Linked DNA regions of Homo sapiens: regions 2 and 3 are each linked to region 1. The links are chromatin contacts, found by Hi-C or POLR2A ChIA-PET in ENCODE. All regions are on one chromosome and are shown on one strand. Each heading gives the region's core, a stretch centred on a gene start or an enhancer-like site at or near the end of the contact. The rest is flanking DNA. Distances are from core to core; before and after follow the strand shown. Region 1 holds the start of KLF5 (KLF transcription factor 5). Region 2 overlaps PIBF1 (progesterone immunomodulatory binding factor 1). Region 3 has its middle 230 kb from the start of KLF5.

Region 1 (2,986 bases), core at 4-2,503:
GTAAAAGCCAACTGCCAGCTTTCAACGCGGCTCCGGGAGGAAATTTACGTGCACACGAAGAAAACAACACCCCCGGTCTTTTTTTTTTTTTTTTTTTTTTAAGGAAAAATAAGCGCTCCGACACAACCTTAGCTTTCCTAACTCTCATTTTCCAAACGCGGCCCGCAATCGCTTCTAAAGCAGGTTGAGCCACCGGGTATGAAACCTTGGGGAACCTCTCCCCAGCACCCCAATTTGCGTTTCTACTTAACCCGAGACGATGGGGATGGGGGGGAGGGCTCCAATGCCTTGGCATTGGAGAGCGGTACAGGCGAAGGCGTAATTTAAGTAAAACTGAGCGTAAGGTACAAGGTTTCGTCCCTCAAGTGTAAGAAAAACAACTAAGGTGCGCGTGAGCACCCAGTTCCCTCCCTCTTACCTCTCCCAGGCCGACCCGCCGGGGCAGATTCCCCTCCATCCTTCCCACCCCCGGCCCCCCCCCCCATTTACTCTCAGCGAAACGCGGGGCCCCGGCCAGGCGTGCAGGGCGGGGCTGCCCACCCAGCACCGGCTCCGGTGCGCCCCGACGCACGCCCCAGCCTGGAGCGGCCCCTGTCGCCCGCGAGTCGCAGCAACGGGACACGCCCGAGCCCGGGAGTGCTGCGGTGGGAGGGGAGCGGCTCTTCCTACCTGGACCAGGTCCTCTGGAGGCAGCCGCGGGCCGGTGGCGGGCGGCTGGGCCGGCTGCGGGGCCTGCGCGGGCGCGGGCTGCGCCTGCGGGCGGTGGTGCGCGTGCTTCAGCTCCTCGCCGGGGAAGAGCGCCGCGTCGCGGGCCGGATTCGCGGCGCCCAGCACCGGCTTGAGCTGCGCGAACACCGGCTCGTCCTGCGGCGCCGGCGGCTGGGGCACGGGTCCCAGGCGGGCGCTCATGCTCAGCACCCTTGTAGCCATGGGCACTCGGGGGCGCAGCTCCAGGCGCGGGTCGGGCGCACTTCCCACCTCGCCCACGCTGGCTTGGGTCGGCGAGCTCAGCGCGGGGCTGCCGGCGGAGGAGGGGAGGTTTCGGGTGGACTCCTCAGACAGCGGCAGGCAGTTTTCGAAGGCGCGCACGAAAAGCAAAACTCTTCCGCTCTTCCACACGTAAACGCCAACGTCCTCCGGGCGGCCACTTTCTCCCGCCCCGCCCCACCGTGCTCTCAGGCTCTCCGGAGCCCGCTCCCGCCACCGCCGACCTCCGCGAGAGAACCGCGAGCGCACGTACCTGCCCCGCGACTACTGACACTTGACGCCCGCCTCTATTTCACCCAACTCCGGGGGGGCGGGGCCCGATCGCCTGATTGGCAGCGCCGCCGCGAATCCCGAGGCCCCGAGGCCGGCCAGGCCTGAGCGGCCAGCCTATGAGCAGGGAGAGAGGCAGCCAGGGCCCCGCCTCCGTCGGCCCGACCGCACCCCTCTCGGGCCACGAGCTTCGCGCGCAGGGCGGCCGCGCAGTTTGTACACAACTTCTCTGACAGATTGGGCTGGCGGAGCCGGGGGCGGAGGGAAGTAGCGGAGCGGGTGGAATCTGGGAAGAGGGGGAATTAGGGTGGAGACGCGGAGGGAGATCTCTTCGCACTGTTCTCTGCCAGGATTAGGAAGAAAAAGAGTATTGCACGTCTTAGGTGTTGTGCAAGGACCTGAAACTCAAAAGCTGAAACCCAGAAGGCAGCTAGGTAGGGGCGCTGAGGCTTTTAGAGATTTGTCTAATGAGTGTGTACTTTTAAATATCCAAAATGTACTTCTCTTTAGCAGAAAACTAGGGGCGGTGTGATAAACAAATTTAAAACAGCTCTTGTCCCTGTGTATCTTTAGCAGTGAGTGTATCCGTTTAACAAGGCAAATTCAGAATGCCTGAATAAAAGATTTGATGGCAAGCGTTTTTTCAGATCCTTGCATAAAAGCCTGGGTTTTTCCCACTCCTTCAGGATTTTAATTGCTAGACGTTTTCCCACACATTTCTACTTCCCATCCGTGTGTGGGGAGGAGGGCTTGGGCCATATGAATTTTGAAGTTTCTAATATTTAAGCCGTGTTGATTCTAGCCGAAGCATGGAATCTAATTTAAGCACGACTAGCTCAAACGTGTATTTAAATAGACATTACATCTTTGACTTATTTTTGCTAGCACTGTATGTTCAAAAAATGGACTTTAATATTTACAAAGCAGAAACCTAGCACATTTACCTCACATTGTGGCACCTTTTCCTACGAAGAGACAATCAAAAAGCCGCAAACATAGACACAGAGCAGCTCTGAAAACTGGGAATCCAAATTTGTTGGAAAGTAATAGCCAAATATATTACCATCCATTTACTATGTTGTTATAATGGGAGGGTGAATTTTTGCCAGCAATCACCTAAGGAAACCACTTCCCTTAATCCTTAATGTTCTTGTACATGATTTTATCTGGCTTATTGGGAGGACGGAACAATAAACTGCAATAAAAATGCCTGTGATATTACTACAAATGTACATATGTTGACACACAATATACCATTAGACAGTTTTACATATACCACAGCCTATTCATCACTTCAGAGTAAAACAGCTTTAAAAAAAAGTCTTGGATAAAAACGTTCACTTCAAAGAGTGTATCTATCAAAGGTATGGATCTCATTTTCAATGGGTAGAAAATTAATATGCACATAAAGAAATGTATTTATTATTAGAAAATATAAAATTATGCTGTAAACTGGGTTTTTCTCCTTTTCCTTCTCTTCCTGTTGACACATGATTCATTTTTATAGCTGTGATCACTGCCTTCAGAGAATGGCTGATGACTACTTTCATGTTATCAAAGTATTATTTAATAAGTGCTTTTGCAAGTTTTTCTCTAACCAAGCAGCCCCATGCTGTCCATCTTCATCTTTAAAAAGCTGTCCTGCTTTTCTCTAATGTAAAACCTATCATGTAATTAATTAGCTTAGAAACAGATTATAGAATTAGGATGGGATTTAATGTAACTCTTT
Region 2 (2,846 bases), core at 33-2,532, 140 kb after region 1:
ACTATTAAATTACAAGCAATAATATCTTAAATAAGAAAGTATATATATATATCTGTATACATTTCCGAGTGGTTATTTTGGATGGTAGGATTACCAGTAATTTTCCAATTTTATGAAATAAACATGGCTTGGTGTGGTGGCTCATGCCTGTAATCCTTGTAGTTTGGGAGGCCGTGGTGGGCAGATTGCCTGAGCTTAGGAGTTTGAGATCACTCGAGACCAGCCTGGACAATATGGTGAAACCCTGTCTCTACTAAAATACAAACAATTAGCCAGGCGTGGTGGCATGCACCTGTAGTCCCAGCTACTTGGGAGGCTGAGGCAGGAGAATTGCTTGAACCTGAGAGGCAGAGGTTATAGTGAGCCGAGATCATGCCACTGCACTCCAGCCTGGGTGACAGAGTGAGTGAGACTCCAACTCCAAAAAATAAAAATAAAAATAAAATAAAATAAACATTACTGTTATAACAAATCAGAAATCTCCTTCCAATTAAATGCTACCCTAAAATATCTAATTCTGGTTGTTGAACATATAAGATTTTAAATCAAATTTAATATGAATGGAATCTATTGTGTAGTAGTTGGAAAATAGGTTCCTTTGAAACTTTAATATATTTTGGTATAGGCTGATGTACAATGAAAACTTTATTTTGCATATAGTTCATTTACTGTTTTGACTGAGTTGTTTTATCATTCGCCTTAAGTTTCCACTGATTTTTTTTTTCTTTTCTTTTTTTGAGAGATGGGAGTCTCTCTATGTTGCCCAGACTGGAGTGCAGTGACTAGTCACAGGTGCAATTATAGTGTACTACAGCTTCAAACTGCTGGTCTCAAGTGATCCTTCTGCCTCAGGCTCCCCAGAAGCTGGGATTACAGGTACATGCCAGTGCGTCTGGCTCCAATCCTTTAATTTCAAATGTGAAGGATTACATATAATTCTCTCAAAGGTTATACTGCTTTTATCTTAAATAAACATAAAAAGAGCGCAAAGCCACCGCTTTCTTTACAAATATCCATTATGAACTCAAATGTGGACTTTGCAAACTTCAGAAATGTATCAGACCCTAACCTGGGATCTTTAGTGCCATTGATCAATTTTGTGCATACAGTAAGCACTCAATAAAAGTTGTTGAATGCATGAAGGAATGCATAAATGTTCTCTTTGGATATCTAGCCTTACTTTCCCGTCATTCAGCTTAGATGACCTGAGAAGCACTTCCTCAAAATAACCCTCTGGCTCACCATGAGAAGAATGCCTGGCACCAGCTGGCAGGAGATATTAATAGCATGCCCATTAGGCACATGTTCAAGGCACATAGATAGCTCAGTGATAGAATCTTTAGAATATTTGGACAGTTAACATTATTTCGAGTATGAATCAGTTGTGGTTCCTTAAATCCTCACTTTAAATATTAAAAACCAACCTCTATTTTTAAAAATTCTTAAAAAAATAGTAATGTGCAACAGCAATAATTGTTTGTGATTCTGAAGAACTCAGCATTTGGGGCTAAGAAAAGCAAAGTTCTAACAGCAGAATTCTTTCTTTTCTGTTTTTCTTTTTTTGGAGACAGAGTCTTACTCTGTCACCCAGGCTGAAGAGTAAGTGGACAATCACGGTTCACTGCTGCCTCGACCTCTTGAGCTCAGGTAATCCTCCCACCTCAGCCTCCTGAGCAGGGTAGCTGGGACTACAGGCAGATGTCCCCATGCCCAGCTAAGTTTTTGTATTTTTTGTAGAGATGGGGTTTTGCCATGTTGCCCAGGCTGTTCTCAAACTCCTGGACTCAAGCAATTTGCCTGCATTGGCCTCTCAAAGTGTTGGGAATACAGGTGTGAGTCACTGCACCCAGCCCTATTTTTTCTTGTAACAAAGATTCTTTTGAAGGATTCAGAGGCCAAAATAGAGAAAAGAATATGACCTTTCCCTTTAAATTTCAAGTTTTAGTATTTTACCTATCATTTACTACTGATAAGTCTCTTACCCACAAAACTATGTTCTATTCTTCCTTAGGCAACATTGGACTAAGAAACAGATATGCTGAAAATTACAAAATATCCTAGGTTACCCATTGTGACTTTTAGAGGAAATGGGAATGGGACTGATTTTTTAAAAATACATAATTCTGAAATATCTGAATCCTCACCAGACAGAATTAAACATTCCAGCTACAAATATATACTTTCTATTCAGCTCGCCTTGATCAAAATTTGGCATATATTTAGTTTAACTGGTAAGAGCCATAAGTTCTAACTATCCTTTTCTTGCTTTCTATAAAGTGCTCTATATTCTACATCACTTTATTTTTTTATTCACCACTATATTAATGAGGATACATCATTTTAGATAGCCATATAGATGTTCTATTTTCTGAGTCATTTTCTTAGTGTACAATGTCTCTAAATGTCTAAATCAGTTCACATAAAAAAAAGCAACTCTGAATTCTCAAACGCTCTGATGAAGAAACAATTTTACTAGGTATCCTGCACTGAGTTAGATAGAGAAAGTGAAAAATAAACAAGAATAAGATGTAGTTGGCACGGCGTGGTAGCTCATGCCTGTAATCCCAGCACTTTGGGAGGCCGAGGTGGGTGGATCACTTGAGGTCAGGAGTTTGAGACCAGCCTGGCCAATACAGTGAAACCCTGTCGCTATTAAAAATACAAAAATTAGCCAGGCATGGTGGCACATGCCTGTAATCCCAGCTACTCGGGAGGCTGAGACAGGAGAATTGCTTGAACCTGGGAGGTGGAGGTTGCAGTGAGCTGAGATCGTGCCACTGCCTCTAGCCTGGGTGACACAGTGAGTCTCTGTCTCAAAAAAAAAAAAAAAAGATGTAGTTGCTAGA
Region 3 (2,859 bases), core at 327-2,826, 230 kb before region 1:
AAAACTACTGTGATTAGAAAAGACAGATGCCCGATTACACCACAGCCTGACTACAGCCTGGCCTTTTAGTCTATGCTGACGGGGTAGACATAGAGTTGACAGTAATCTATGAAGCCAAAAATGTTTGTTTGGCCTGGAAAAAAATTTGAGGTAAGCCTCATGAAACCTCCCTCTAGGACACTCTCCCAGCACCAGAGATGAACAGGTATAGTTGTACTGAGGGCCACTCCACCCTAGACACTCCCACGAAATAAGACTCCATCTTAGAACATAGAAAGTGCCCATGTCATCTGTGACATCGCTCATCTCTTGAAAGAAGAAAATCTTCCAGAGGTGGTACCATTTGTTGTTGAGTTATTGGAAGATTTCAAATTCCTCATACAAGGCGCGTTGAGGATACCTGACACCCAACTTGAATGTAGTGCCCAATGCTTATACCATCTCTTCCTGTAACTTTGAAATTGAACTTATTCCACTTTTTACTTTTGGTGGGAAAGATTTCTCTAGTTAATTTTTTTTCCATTCAACAGTCATTTATTGAGCTCCCATTGTGTGTCAAGCAGAAGTGTTTCCTGCCATCTAAGGGAAACTAAAGTCGTAAACAAATACATGATAAAATGTGTGATAAGCGCTATGAGAAAAGTAAACATAGGATGCTAGAGGTGAGGCGGGGACAGAAGAACTGAGTAGATTCTTTAAACCAGTTTCCTAAGTAAAATTCCCCTCCTAAAAGAATTCTCTTTTGGCTACTTGATGCTGGTTACTAATGGAATTCCTGACTAGGATACTAATTTTTTACATAAGTCCCTTATTTAAACTTCCAGGTTTTAAAATAATACTTCATTCAATCATTCAACTGTTATTTTAGCACCTACTATGTGTACAAGTAACTCGTCTTTTGCTTTTCTACATCATGAACCAATGATTTAATGAGCCTCAAGATACCCAGAAAATTTCAACCCCTGAGGAGAAATATCTCAGTCTTTTGCTTGTTATTCTTTGCTCAGCTCTCTGGAAAGAATTCTACAAGAGTACCAGTGAGACATCTAAAATAAAAATAAAAACCACCTTACTGATCCAGGGAAATTTTACGTCAGCATATCAAATTATATCCAAATAGCCAATATGAAAATTGCTATCCAGATTTCATAGCATGATCAAACAATAACAAGAAAAAAACAGTTCCTTCAAAATATGATCGAGGTAAGATAACCAACAATGTTTATCTTCCCCTGAGCTATTGTGATGATTAATAAGATAATGTTCACAAAGGACTTTGAAGGAGTAATGTAATGTACTTTGAAGCATTATCATTTTTTTATTAATGAGTTTTGATTCTGACAGATGCCAGTTGTGCTGCAGCCATGGTAAACCCTTAGTCGTCCCCACAGAGGAAGGGAAATAGGATACGAGGGTGCAGATAGTATGTAGTAGCAGATACACTTGCTCCAGGAGAAAGCCAGATCCTGCTAGGGACAGAAGCTATAAGTAAATCAACTAGAAAACAGTTGGGAGGGGCAGGTGTTATTAGGCTAGTCTGGGCTAGCATAGAAGGAAACACAGTCCAGATCCACATAGAAAAAAATGTAAACAGAAACCCAGGGTTGGCTGGGCGCGGTGGCTCATGTCTGTAATCCCAGCACTTTGGGAGGCCAAGGCCAAGGCGGATCACCTGAGGTCAGGAGTTCGGGACCAGCTGGCCAACATGGTGAAACTCCGTCTCTACTAAAAATGCAAAAATTAGCTGGGTGTGGTGGCAGGCGCCTGTAATCCCAGCTACTCAGGAGGCTGAGGCAGGAGAATTGCTTGAACCCAGGGGATGGAGGTTACAGTGAGCTGAGATCGCACCACTGCACTCCAGCCTGGGCGACAGAGCGAGACTCCGTCTAAAAACAAAAAAAGAAACCCAGGGTTGCGTGAACCAACCAGAGTTCATTGTATTGCATTCATTCATTCACTCATGCACTCTTAGACTGAATATTAAGTGCCTCTCTGTACCAGGTTAAGTGCTAAATGTAAGGGCTATAAAAACAAATAAAACAGCATCTGTGTTTCAGGGGCTTACTTTTCAGTGAGGGGTAGGCAGGAAAAGGAGACAGAGAAACATGGAAACAAGCACTTAAGATTGGAGAGTTGGAAAGTAAGTAGATGAATGAAATAGGTAAAGGTAGAGTCCACTGAGAGGAAGAAGGGCTCCAATTTCAAGGAAGTAAAGTAGTTTGAGAAATTCAAGAAAAATTGCATTTTAAAGGACAGGCAGGGAAGGAAATTTCAGGCAGAGAGAACATTTGTCATATAGACTGCCAGTGTGCATGGCGCCCCCTAGAGTTGTGCCAGTGACCACACCAGACATAGTAACCCTGGAGATGAGGAAAGGTTCAAGTGGCCCACAGTGTAAGGTTAGGCTTGGTCGGAATTTAAGGACCAGTTCTAGAAATTAAGACTTACCCTAAAGGCATTGAGAAAGCTCTTGATGTCTTTAAAAAAAAAAAAAAAAAAAAAAAAGCCAGTAAGTAACCGAACGAAATCGTGGTTTGAAGAGATTTCTTAGCATCATCATAAAATTTGGATTAAAGAGAAGGTTGGGCAGTGAAGAGCTTGTTGTAATTGTCCTTGTGAACAACTTCAAGAAATAGAGAGGAAGGGACAAGATAACACATGTGAAGGAGGTACCATCACACATCACATTTGGATACCGATGATACTGATGAGAGTGAGAATGGGGTCGACAGGGTGCTGGAAGCATCATGAAAGTAATTCTCAGGTTCATGATTTGGGTGGCGGGTAAGTGCACAGCCAGTCACCAAGAGAGGCAAAGGGGAGAAGGGAAAAAAGCCAGAAGGGCGGAAAATTCATGTT

The links. A loop is a pair of places that touch in the nucleus more often than their neighbours do. ChIA-PET counts read pairs that join two places held with the same protein, here RNA polymerase II (POLR2A). Pooled maps may share reads with other maps.
Region 2: a loop to region 1 is called in a map of psoas muscle, with 1.9 times the contacts of the local background. The contact joins the enhancer-like site here to the promoter of KLF5 in region 1. A Hi-C loop is called at or near these places in 2 of 168 maps with a recorded cell type or tissue (gastrocnemius medialis and psoas muscle), 1 of 37 single-sample maps with no recorded cell type and 5 of 50 pooled maps. POLR2A ChIA-PET finds 5 or more read pairs at or near these places in 2 of 52 experiments (AG04449 and endothelial cell of umbilical vein).
Region 3: a loop to region 1 is called in a map of esophagus muscularis mucosa, with 2.5 times the contacts of the local background. The contact joins the enhancer-like site here to the promoter of KLF5 in region 1. A Hi-C loop is called at or near these places in 3 of 168 maps with a recorded cell type or tissue (aorta, chondrocyte and esophagus muscularis mucosa), 1 of 37 single-sample maps with no recorded cell type and 9 of 50 pooled maps. POLR2A ChIA-PET finds 5 or more read pairs at or near these places in 7 of 52 experiments (AG04449, BJ, Caco-2 and 4 more).

The regions. Positions count from the first base shown.
Region 1 is chr13:73,057,272-73,060,257 of GRCh38, reverse strand. It overlaps KLF5 (KLF transcription factor 5), which reads right to left and starts at 1,253. Exons shown (of 4, transcript NM_001730.5): 1 at 670-1,253. The coding sequence starts at 930. RefSeq lists silencers at 490-579, 900-1,509.
Region 2 is chr13:72,918,692-72,921,537 of GRCh38, reverse strand. All of the region lies in intron 13 of PIBF1 (progesterone immunomodulatory binding factor 1), which reads right to left. Among named protein-coding and RNA genes, the nearest start is that of PIBF1, 140 kb to the right of the region's middle. Within about 2 kb of position 1,282, at least 4 of the 41 ENCODE cell types and tissues checked have a DNase peak (open chromatin) inside an H3K27ac peak, as active enhancers do; they include psoas muscle, where a contact is called at or near this core.
Region 3 is chr13:73,285,853-73,288,711 of GRCh38, reverse strand. No RefSeq gene overlaps it. Among named protein-coding and RNA genes, the nearest start is that of KLF5, 230 kb to the right of the region's middle. Within about 2 kb of position 1,576, at least 3 of the 41 ENCODE cell types and tissues checked have a DNase peak (open chromatin) inside an H3K27ac peak, as active enhancers do.